Regions from separate parts of the Homo sapiens genome. Here region 2 is linked to region 1. Evidence: read pairs that join two places in POLR2A ChIA-PET (ENCODE). Cell type or tissue: A673. All regions are shown on one strand.

Region 1 (5,000 bases):
ATTGTACAAGTATTTACTTGTTCCAAGCCTCAGTTTTCTCATCTGTCAAATGGTGATATTCACATCTACATCATGTGACTTGTGATAATTTCACTAGGAAATGAGCATAAATGCTCCGCACAGGGCCTGGCATTGAGTAACTGATAACGAGTTGTATTTGTTGAGTGATTTCTTTTCATTGCACACATTTACCTCGGCAGCCAGACACCGAGTGTGAGAACAAAAACCACATCTGCTGTCATGGCACTCGGCACGGCTGAGGAGCTTGCTCAATAAATACTTGTTGATCAGCTGCAAGGCTAATTGGTAGTTGGTTGATGGCTTAATTAATTAACTTACTCTTTCAAAAATCTAGACGAGTCCTTAAGCTGAAGGTTAGGATGTGTTTTATCCCGTGGGTTTTGGACGCAAGCGGTGCTCCATTTTGCTGACTGAACTTCTGCAAGGAGCACTTACGGAGTTAGAAGTTGAAGTGCAAGAGCTTGGGATGGCAGAATAGCTCTGTTGGGGGCTCAGCTTGCATTGCTCGGCTCAAGATTTCGGGCCTTCCCCTTCTGGAATGGCCCTGTGGTGTTTCGCACACACGAGTCATCAAGAACTTGTCCAGGCCACTCTGCCGAATTTGCATTACCTTCTAAAGGTGTGACCTTGTGTTTCTGTCTTCTAAAGAGTTTCATAATGAACCAATATAGTTAGTAGAAAGTTAACTGGAACACAGTATCGATTAGTTAGAAACAATATCCAGCCTTTTCATTATATCTGCTAGTTGGTCTTTTTTACTGTATTCATTGTCATCAATGGATAATCATTAACCTGATAAGTAGGTCTTCAGAAAGCTGAAATAGTACCTGTAAAAAATTTCACTTGACTTTTTTCTGTTTACCTAAAGGGAATACTACAAAGGTATTTCTTCATTCATATTGTCCATGTGGAAGTTAAGACATTGAACCTAGGCCGGGTGCGGTGGCTCACGCCTGTAATCCCAGCACTTTGGGAGGCCGAGGCGGACGGATCACAAGGTCAGAAGATCGAGACCATCCTGGCTAACATGGTGAAACCCCGTCTCTACTAAAAATACAAAAAATTAGCCGGGCGTGGTGGCGGGCGCCTGTAGTCCCAGCTACTCGGGAGGCTGAGGCAGGAGAATGGCGTGAACCCCGGGAATTGGAGCTTGCAGTGAGCCGAGATCGCGCCACTGCACTCCAGCCTGGGTGGCAGAGTGAGACTCCGTCTCAAAAAATAAATAAATAATAAAAAATAAAATAAAATAAAAAGACATTGAACCTAACTAACTGTAAGTTGCCAAAGTTAAAGCCAAAAATTAGCTCACCCTGTGTTTCTGAAATAATGTGTACACTCGAATCATTGCTAGTTTTTGACGTAATGTTGCTACCAATTCTTCTCTTTAGGAAACTGTATTCCATCATTGCTGTTGGCAATGTTTATTTTGACCTACTCCCCAACTGGCTTTTACTAAAGGTTTTCTTGTGGCTTAGCGTTTAGGGTCGTGAATTTTCCAGCTCTGTTTTCTTCCTCGGTAGCTTTGCAAGGGGGACCCTCTCCTTGGCTCCTGTGTGTCACCCTGCACACTATATGGTTCCTTGGAGCTTGCTGTGGGAGCCACGCTCTCCCTCCCTGCAGTGCCTGTGCCCCCGCTCTGTGTCTGGGTCCATGCTGAGTGTATCTGGGAGCCCGCCTCCCGCACCAGCTGGAAAAGCTGCACCCTTGCCGCAAACGTAATGAGAAGGAAGAGATGCTGTAAAATCTGATGGAGTGAAATAGGAAGGTGGGAGGCGCCTCTGATTTTATGCGCAGAGCACTCCCCTCTTTTGTTAACATCCCCCCTCCGCCATGGTTGATTGTTCCTGGCGAGTGCCTGGCCCGGCTGTGCCAGTCTACCTCCTTCTCCAGGAATTTGGGGTGAGGTCTAAGGGTTGGCTCATCTTTGGGTGCCTGATCAGGGGGATGTCAGGCCCTGGTGTTCCCGGCGCTTTTGCCTCCTGCCCTGTGCACATACGGGAGCCAGGCCGGAGTGAGAGAAAGAGAAACGGAGCAGGTGTGGAGAGAGGGGCCCAGCTCAGGGTGGGAGCACGTGCCTGGGGCTCGGCAGCCCCAAAGCCCAATGTGGTTCCTACCTCTTGGTCCCGAGACACCCCAGGCTCCTCAGGTTCAATTTCCCTTTGCTAGCGCTAGTTTGAGTCCAGCGTCCGAGCTGCTGCACATGCTGCCGTCACCATGCGGAGTGCCCAGGCCCTGCCACCTCCCTGCCCATAGCCCAGACCTGCCCAGCCTTTCTGGTTCGGTCACTCTGTCCTGCTGACAGCTGGCCTGGACCCTGGCTGTCCTCACCAAGTTCAGTGCTTGGTTCCAGCCCTGCCCCCACTGTTCTGCCTGGTGCTGTGTCGGCTGCCTTGGTGAGCCTACCAGACTCACCGCGGATGCCTTGGCCTGGTGTTCATGACTCAAGCTTAATCCTGCCGTGCTCACACGTGCTTGTGCGTTCTGGTGTCTGCCCCTGCCCCCCTCCCTGCCCCGCCCCTGTGTCCACCTTTCAGTTCTGGACAGGCTTCCCGAGGCCCCACACGTGGCGGCTGCTCCCACCTCCTCCTCTGTGTGCTCCTGGCGTTTTCCTGCTTGGTCCGTGTGTGGGATGCATGCCTGCCAACTGTCCCCACACAGCAGGAATGCAATTAACATTTCCTGCACGGAGCAGAAATAGCCCTTCAGCTTACTGTGGAGAGAGGATCAGTAAGTCACCCTTGGCACATACGACAGTAGAGCGGATAGTTTACCAGGGATATCGTAAAACAAAAGCCCCGCGCTTTTCCTAAGGAGACATCCTTTGACTTCCTGAAAGTCACTTGGTTGTGGGGATGAAAGTGGTGGGCCAGGCTGGGCAGGGACCTGGGCACAGGGGAGCTGGGCCGGGGGCACACAGGAGGCTCTCCATAAACAAAAGAAGGAGCCCATCGGCAGCCATCCGCTTGGGGCTGGGAGGGAGCGGACAGGTCCACTCCTCGGCAACACCCAGCCTGCTGGTGCCCCTGTCCAAGCGATTCCTAGAGAGCTCCTCTGACTATCACCATGGCTATTCTTCTCCCAGCTCTTAGTGAGGCCCCAGGTGCCACCTCAGCCCTAACCCCCTTGTCTGTACCCAGATGTGGACACATACTCTCCCCATGCATGCCCAGATGCAGACACACCCGTCACCTCTACCTAGATGTGGACACACCCCCCAATGCGTGCCCAGATGTGGACACCCCCCCATGTGTGCCCAGATGCAGACACACCCCCCATGCCTGCCCAGATGCAGACACACCCATGTCACCTCTGCCCAGATGCAGACACACCCCGTCACCTCTGCCCAGATGTGGACACCCCCCCATGCGTGCCCAGATGCAGACACACCCCTGTCACCTCTGCCCAGATGTGGACACACCCCTCCCCATGCGTGCCCAGATGCAGACACACCCATGTCACCTCTGCCCAGATGTGGACACAGCCCTGTTACCTCTGTCCAGATGTGGACACGCCCCCCATAGCTGCTCAGATGCAGACACAACCTCCTCGCTTCTGCCCAGATATGGAGTCATGGGTACCCTGTCCCCCCAGTGGGTCTCTTGTGTCCCCACCTTCTCTTGACCTCTTCTCACCACCACAAGGTGTTGCAGGAAGTCAGGGACTGCGAACAGAGGGACCTGCTGAAGCCGTGACAGAAGAACATAAATTGTGAAGATTTCATGGACATTTATCACTTCCCCAATCAATGCTCTTATAATTTCCTATGCCTGTCTTTACTTTAATCTCTTAATCCCGTCATCTTCGTAAGCTGAGGATGTATGTTGCCTCAGGACCCTGTGATGATTGCATTAACTGCACACATTGTTCGTAAAGCATGTGTGTTTGAACAATATGAAATCTGGGCACCTTAAGAACAGGATAACAGCAATTTTCAGGGAACAAGGGACAATCGTAAAGTCTGGCTGCCTGGGAGCCGGGTGGAACAGAGCCATATTTCTCTTATTACCAAAACGGATAAGATAAATATCGCTGAATTCTTTCCCCAGTAAGGAATATTAATAATTAACAGCCCGGGAAAAGAATGCATTCCCGGGGCGGGGGGGGGGCCCTCTAAAATGGCCACTCTGGGGGTGTCTGCCATATGCAGTTGCAGATGAGGGATGAAACACACCCTGGCCTCCTGCAGTGCCCCCAGGCTTGCTAGGATTAGGAAATTCCAGCCTGGCGAATTCTAGTCAGATGGGTTCTCTGCTCTTGAACCCTGTTAAGATGTTTATCAATGACAATGCAAGCACAGTGGGACATGGAAGTTCATTAGTGGTTGTAGTTTCGCCCTGACCTTGTGATCTCACCCTGACCTTCTGCCTTGTGATCTTCTGTTGCCCTTGGAGCATGTGATCTCTGTGACCCACACCCTATTCGTACACTCCCTCCCCTTTGAAAATTGCTAATAAAAACTTGCTGGTTTTACGGCTCACGGGGCATCATGGAACCTGCTGACATGTGATGTCTCCCCCAGACACCCAGCTTTAAAATTTCTCTCTTTTGTACTCTTTCCCTTTATTTCTCAGACCGACCGACACAGGGAAAATAGAAAAGAACCTACGTTGAATTATCGGGGGTGGGTTCCCCCGATAACAAGGCTCTGCAAGGATGGTGGCTTTCAGTTTCCAAAAATGTTTCCTAAGCATCAGAGCAGGCTTTCGGAGTGGGAGGTGAAGATGTGGCTCTTCCTGGGCCCGAGGCCTCTTCTCCCTGACTGAGCGCAGTGTCTGCGTCTCTCACTGATGACCGCCTTTCTCGGCTTCTGACCAGGACTGTTTTGAGTTCTCAGTCTCTCGCACAGCCCATTTGCATAGGACTGGGGGGACACCAGGTCTTGTAGCTCACGCCTCCCAGTGGCCACCTCTGAAATTGGGAGGCCTCTTGCTGGGAGACACCAGGAGCATCTGCAGCCAGTGCGCTCTTTCCAGAAAGCC
Region 2 (5,000 bases), 460 kb before region 1:
ACAGGCCTGTCGTCAAAGAGGATTTGACTGGACTGTGCTGGAAGAGCTCCGAAAAGATTACGACGCAGAGCTCACCCACCACCGTCGCCCCCACCATGCAATGCAGAATTTGAAACGGTGCTAAACCGCCACACAGACACACAACCTACCGACTGGCTGGAATTAAAATCGCGTCTTCACAGAGCTCGTAGCAGCATCGCGGCGTGCTCATCAAGGCTGGGTGATGCTGACTGCGCGCTGCCCTGTTTGCTGTGCCACAGCACAAGCCTGGCTGGGCATATATATTTATTATCTGCCTCTCCTGATTACATGCACACTCCACACAGGGAGGCTGTGGGTCGAAGGGTGTAGATGCTGAGGCTGCAGCGTGGGCGGGTTACAGACTAAGCAGCCTGGCTGTGGCCTGTGGGTCTCACCAAGTCCACGGGCTCCCCCTGCACACACCCCTTCATCATTGTCCTCTGCTCCACGCAAAATCACGCAGTGCTGGGCCAGTCACGGGCACACAGCAGAGGCTTGCCGACTGTGTGATACGCTAAGTCACTACAAAACACTGGATACACCAGCGGTTCTCTGGAAACAGCTTAACTTTTTCCCCATCAGCTCCAGCAAGCTCACTATGCCCCGGTACAGAGCGCTCAGGCATTTTGCCTAAGTAATTAATGTAATGTTCCCTCCCAGCCACCCCCCTGTGGTGGGAGAAGCCAGGGGTCCTGGTAACGTGGGGCATGACCCACTCCATCTGTATTGATCGGCTTCCCTGGGAAGCAGAGGGCACGGGAGGTGCAGGCTGGCCTTTTGTGCATACAGTCTTTCATCTTTTCCTTTGGTGTGCCTCCGATAACCTACACAGAGCATTCCATCTTACATGCATATACCAGAGGCTGTAAATTCAACAGAGAAAGAGATCAAAAGAAAGAGAAAAGCATTTATACCCTTTCTCAAGGTACCAGCAGCCTCCACACTTCACTCTGTGTAGCCCCACCCCACTGAAGCTCACATTCAACTTAGTAAAACACTTCAATTTGACCCAGCAATCCCATTACTGGGTATATACCCAAAGGAATATAAATAGTTCTACTATAAAGATACATGCACGCATATGTTCATTGCAGCACTATTCACAATAGCAAAGACACGGAATCAACCCAAATGCCCATCAATGATAGACTGGATAAAGAAAATGTGGTACATATAGACCATGGAATACTATGCAGCCATAAAAAGGAATGAGATCATGTCCTTTGCAGGAACCTGGGTAGATCTGGAAGCCATTATCCTCAGCAAACTAACGCAGGAAGAGAAAACCAAACACCACATGTTCTCACTCATAAGTGGGAGCTGAACGATGAGAACACACGGACGCAGGAAGGGGAACATCACATACTCCGGCCTGTCGGGGGTGGGGGGAGGAGGAGCATCAGGACAAATAGCTAATGCATGTGGGGATTAACACCTAGGTGATGGGTTGATCTGTGCCGCAAACCACCATGGCACACGTTTACCTACGTAGCAAACATGCACATCCGCACATGTATCCCAGAACTTAAAATAAAATTTAAAAAAAAACACTTCAACTCAGTACTTCAAAAACAAAAAAAAAGGGAAAAGAATGCTCCCTCTGGAAATGTTTCTCTTTGGGAAATAAATAAAAGCTCGTCTTCAGAAAACATTAGTCAGTGTAGCGATGCCATCTACAGCTGATGCCGCCAAGCAGACAGGCCCTTTCCAGGATCCGTCTCGCTGCGACAGGCACCACCCGAGGTCAACAGGCAGGCTGACTCATCAAACCTGTTATTCAAACTAGGTGAACCCACTTTCCTTAAGCTCATTACAAATATTTTTGAATATATTTATATATATTTGAGGTGCCATTTGTGGTACCTCAAAAAATCATAACAGTTTTCAAGACTAAGTTTGTGTTTCCAAATGAAATCGAGCATTTGGAAACATCTGGTTTGGGGGGGGGTTTTGGTTTTGTTTTTTTTTTTGGAGACAGAGTCTTTCTTTGTTGCCCAGGTTGGAATGCAGTGGCACGATCATAGCTCACTGCAGCCTCAAACTCTTGGGCTCAAGTGATCTTCCCACCTCAGCCTCTGAGTAGCTGGGATTACAGGTGCGCACCACCACACCAAACCATATTTTTACTTTTTTTGTAGAGACAGGGTCTCACTATGTTGCCCGGGCAGGTCTTGAACTCCTATTTTCAAGTGATTCTCCCACCTGAGCCTCCCAAAATGCTGGGATTACAGGCATGAGTCACAACACCTGGCCCGAAACATCTGCCTTAATTGGCAGAAATGAATTTAACTTGGGGTGAAAAATTCTCCATAGCCTTTGTCCTTAGCCTTCCCACAAATCGATGTCCACTCACTGACCCCCATGCCTGCAAGCTTCTCTAGAGAACAGGAGTTGTAAAGATACCTTTTCAGCAGCTTCCAAGAAATATTTCCTTAAACTGTTTTTATTATTCTCTTGGCCAAGCTCCATTTGTAGTTAAGACCCTGCTACTCAAATGTGTTTAAAATGTGTTACCTTGAGATAAACGCAAAACAAACAGACCCTTGTAAAATCCTACAGAGGAGCCACCATAGAGATAAGTTTCAAAGGCACATTGGCCTCTGGTTGAATAAACTGCTTCCATTTCATAGAAGCAGCAGGGGTGGCAAAGTGGTGGCAGGGGTATAAAATTCAGCCACCGTTTGCTCTGCAGCCACTCATATCCTTTTCTACTACTTTGTCTTTAGGCAAAAAAGACAGACCTTTAACTAAGAGAGATGTCCCACCACAAGGTGCTGGGTACGAGGCTCACATGGTTTGGTGCTGGCAGTGGGTGTCTAAGTGTTCCATGGTTGCACTGACGTGGGAACCACTTGCTATACATGGTATTTAAATTTAAATCTAATGACATTCAAAATCCAGTTCTTCAGTCATATGAGCCACATTTTACATGCTAGGAAGTTACATGTGGCTGATGGCTACTATACTGAACAGAACAGAAGAGATTTTCCATCATTACAGAAAGTTCTGCCAGACAGCACAGGTGTGTGGTTTTACAAAGCATGTTTGTGCATGTTATAGAAAAGGATCCATTATTTCAATATCCTTTCTTATTAATGACCTTAGAGGTAATATCAATTTTTAGTAGTGATCTTAGAAATTTTCAGTAACCATTCATCAACATAGGAAACCCTCAATGACACTGCAAAACCATCTATTTGGCTACTTACCATTGAAGACCTACTGTGCACCAGGCAGATACTGTTTCTGACATAGAGTCTTTTTTTTTTTCCAACTTTTAAGTTCAGGGGTACATGTGCAGGATGTGCAGGTTTGTTCCGTAGGTAAACGTGTGCCATGGTGGTTTGCTGCACAGATCAACCCATCACCTAGGTATTAAGCCCAGCACCCATTAGCTATTCTTCATCACTGATGCTCTCCCTCCTCCCGACTTCCGACAGGCCCCAGTGTGTGATGTTCCCCCCAACATGTCTATGTGTTCTCCCTGTTCAGCTCCCACTTATAAGCGAGAACATGCAGTGTTTGGTTTTCTGTTCCCATGTTAGTTTGCTGAGGATGATGGCTTCCAGCTCCATTCATGTTCCTACAAAGGACATGATCTCATCTTTTATGGCTGCATAGTATTCCATGGTATATACGCACCATGTTTTCTTTATCCAGTCTATCATTGATGAGCATTTAGGTTGGTTCTATGTCTTTGCTATCATGGATAGTACTGCAGTGAACAGGTGCATGCATGTGTCTTTGTAACAGAATGATTTACATTTCTTTGGGTATATACCCAGTAATGGGATTGCTGGGTACAATGGTATTTCTGCCGCTAAAACCACCTTACAGTGCAGGCACTATGTTTCCATACTCCCCATGGAAAGTGAACTCATGTCTTCCTCTGACTCCGAAGCTAGTGCTCTTCCATCACACTGGGGGTCGCAGCATTGCCAGGCCCCCCAGTAATAAACACTTTGCAGGTCTATATCCCCTCGCCACTGCAACACAAAGCAGCTTCAGACGTTACATAAGTGAATGAAGGCACCTGTGTTCCAGCAAAACTTTATTTATGGACACTGAAATTTGGATTTCATACCAGTTTTATGTGTCAAGAACTATTCTCTTTCGAGAGTAGGGTGACTGCAGGCTAGAAGAATGGATTGTACTCAGGTAATGGACACCCTAAATGCCCTGGGCTGATCACCATCCATCATATACACATAACACACTTTCACATATACCCAATACATTTGTAAAATAAAAATTATATATAAAAAAAGAATATCAGGGGTTCTTCATGCTGTAACATAGGTTCTGCTGCAGGTGGCGCCTTGAAATTAGTCCGTATATCTCATCAGCCACTAATTCCTAAAGCATCCACTCATGACTAGGAATGTGCTAATTACAAATGACCTGCCTGCAGGGCCTTGGCGTAAACACTTCCGCCCTGTGGTGAGCAGGATGTGCTAATTACAAAGAACTGCCTGCGGGGCCTTGGAGTACACACTTCCACCCTGGGTGAGCAGGGTGTGCTCCAGAATGCATGCTCTCTAATCCTGAGACCTATGTATTTCTCACCATATATGCAAAGCAGAATTTGCAGACATAACGAAGCCACAGACCCTAAGACGGGCCTGGGTAATTCTGGACGATCTGGGTGGGCCCAGCATCATCACACAAGGCCTTAAAAGCAGGCGACTTTCTCTGGCTGCAAACAGAACTGTGGAGCAGAAAAGGAAGTCAGAAAGAATCCAAGTGTGACTTTGAATCAGGCTTCAAAAGAAAGAAGCCACATCATGGCTGAGCTCTGAAGTTCAGGGCTCATGGGCAGAGACTTGAGAGAGGCCTTGGGAGGTCAGGGCAGCCCCTGCTCAGTCCCACCAGCTGAAGGAGCTGGATTCTGCCCACAACCCCAACAAGGCAGAAGAGGATGCTCCCAGAGCCTCTGAGGGGGAACCCAGCCCACCTGGATTTTGATTTCAGCCTCATGA

Evidence for each region. Peaks named below come from ENCODE experiments on the same cell type or tissue, not always from the same donor. Only the 100,000 strongest peaks of a DNase experiment are listed, where the experiment ranks them.
Region 2: POLR2A ChIA-PET joins it to region 1 with 5 read pairs; 1 of 35 experiments calls an interaction of 5 or more read pairs at or near these places.

Annotation. Positions count from the first base shown.
Region 1 is chr2:3,198,189-3,203,188 of GRCh38, reverse strand. All of the region lies in intron 5 of EIPR1 (EARP complex and GARP complex interacting protein 1), which reads left to right. Among named protein-coding and RNA genes, the nearest start is that of LINC01250, 75 kb to the right of the region's middle. RefSeq lists enhancers at 2,214-2,770, 4,055-4,593, 4,757-5,000. In A673, a CTCF peak has its summit at 4,907; a DNase peak (open chromatin) is centred at 2,698; H3K27ac peaks cover 510 bases.
Region 2 is chr2:3,661,876-3,666,875 of GRCh38, reverse strand. The region is part of intron 1 of ALLC (allantoicase); the gene reads right to left. Among named protein-coding and RNA genes, the nearest start is that of ALLC, 6.2 kb to the right of the region's middle. RefSeq lists an enhancer at 4,574-4,683. In A673, a CTCF peak has its summit at 4,343 (motif pointing right); a DNase peak (open chromatin) is centred at 4,455.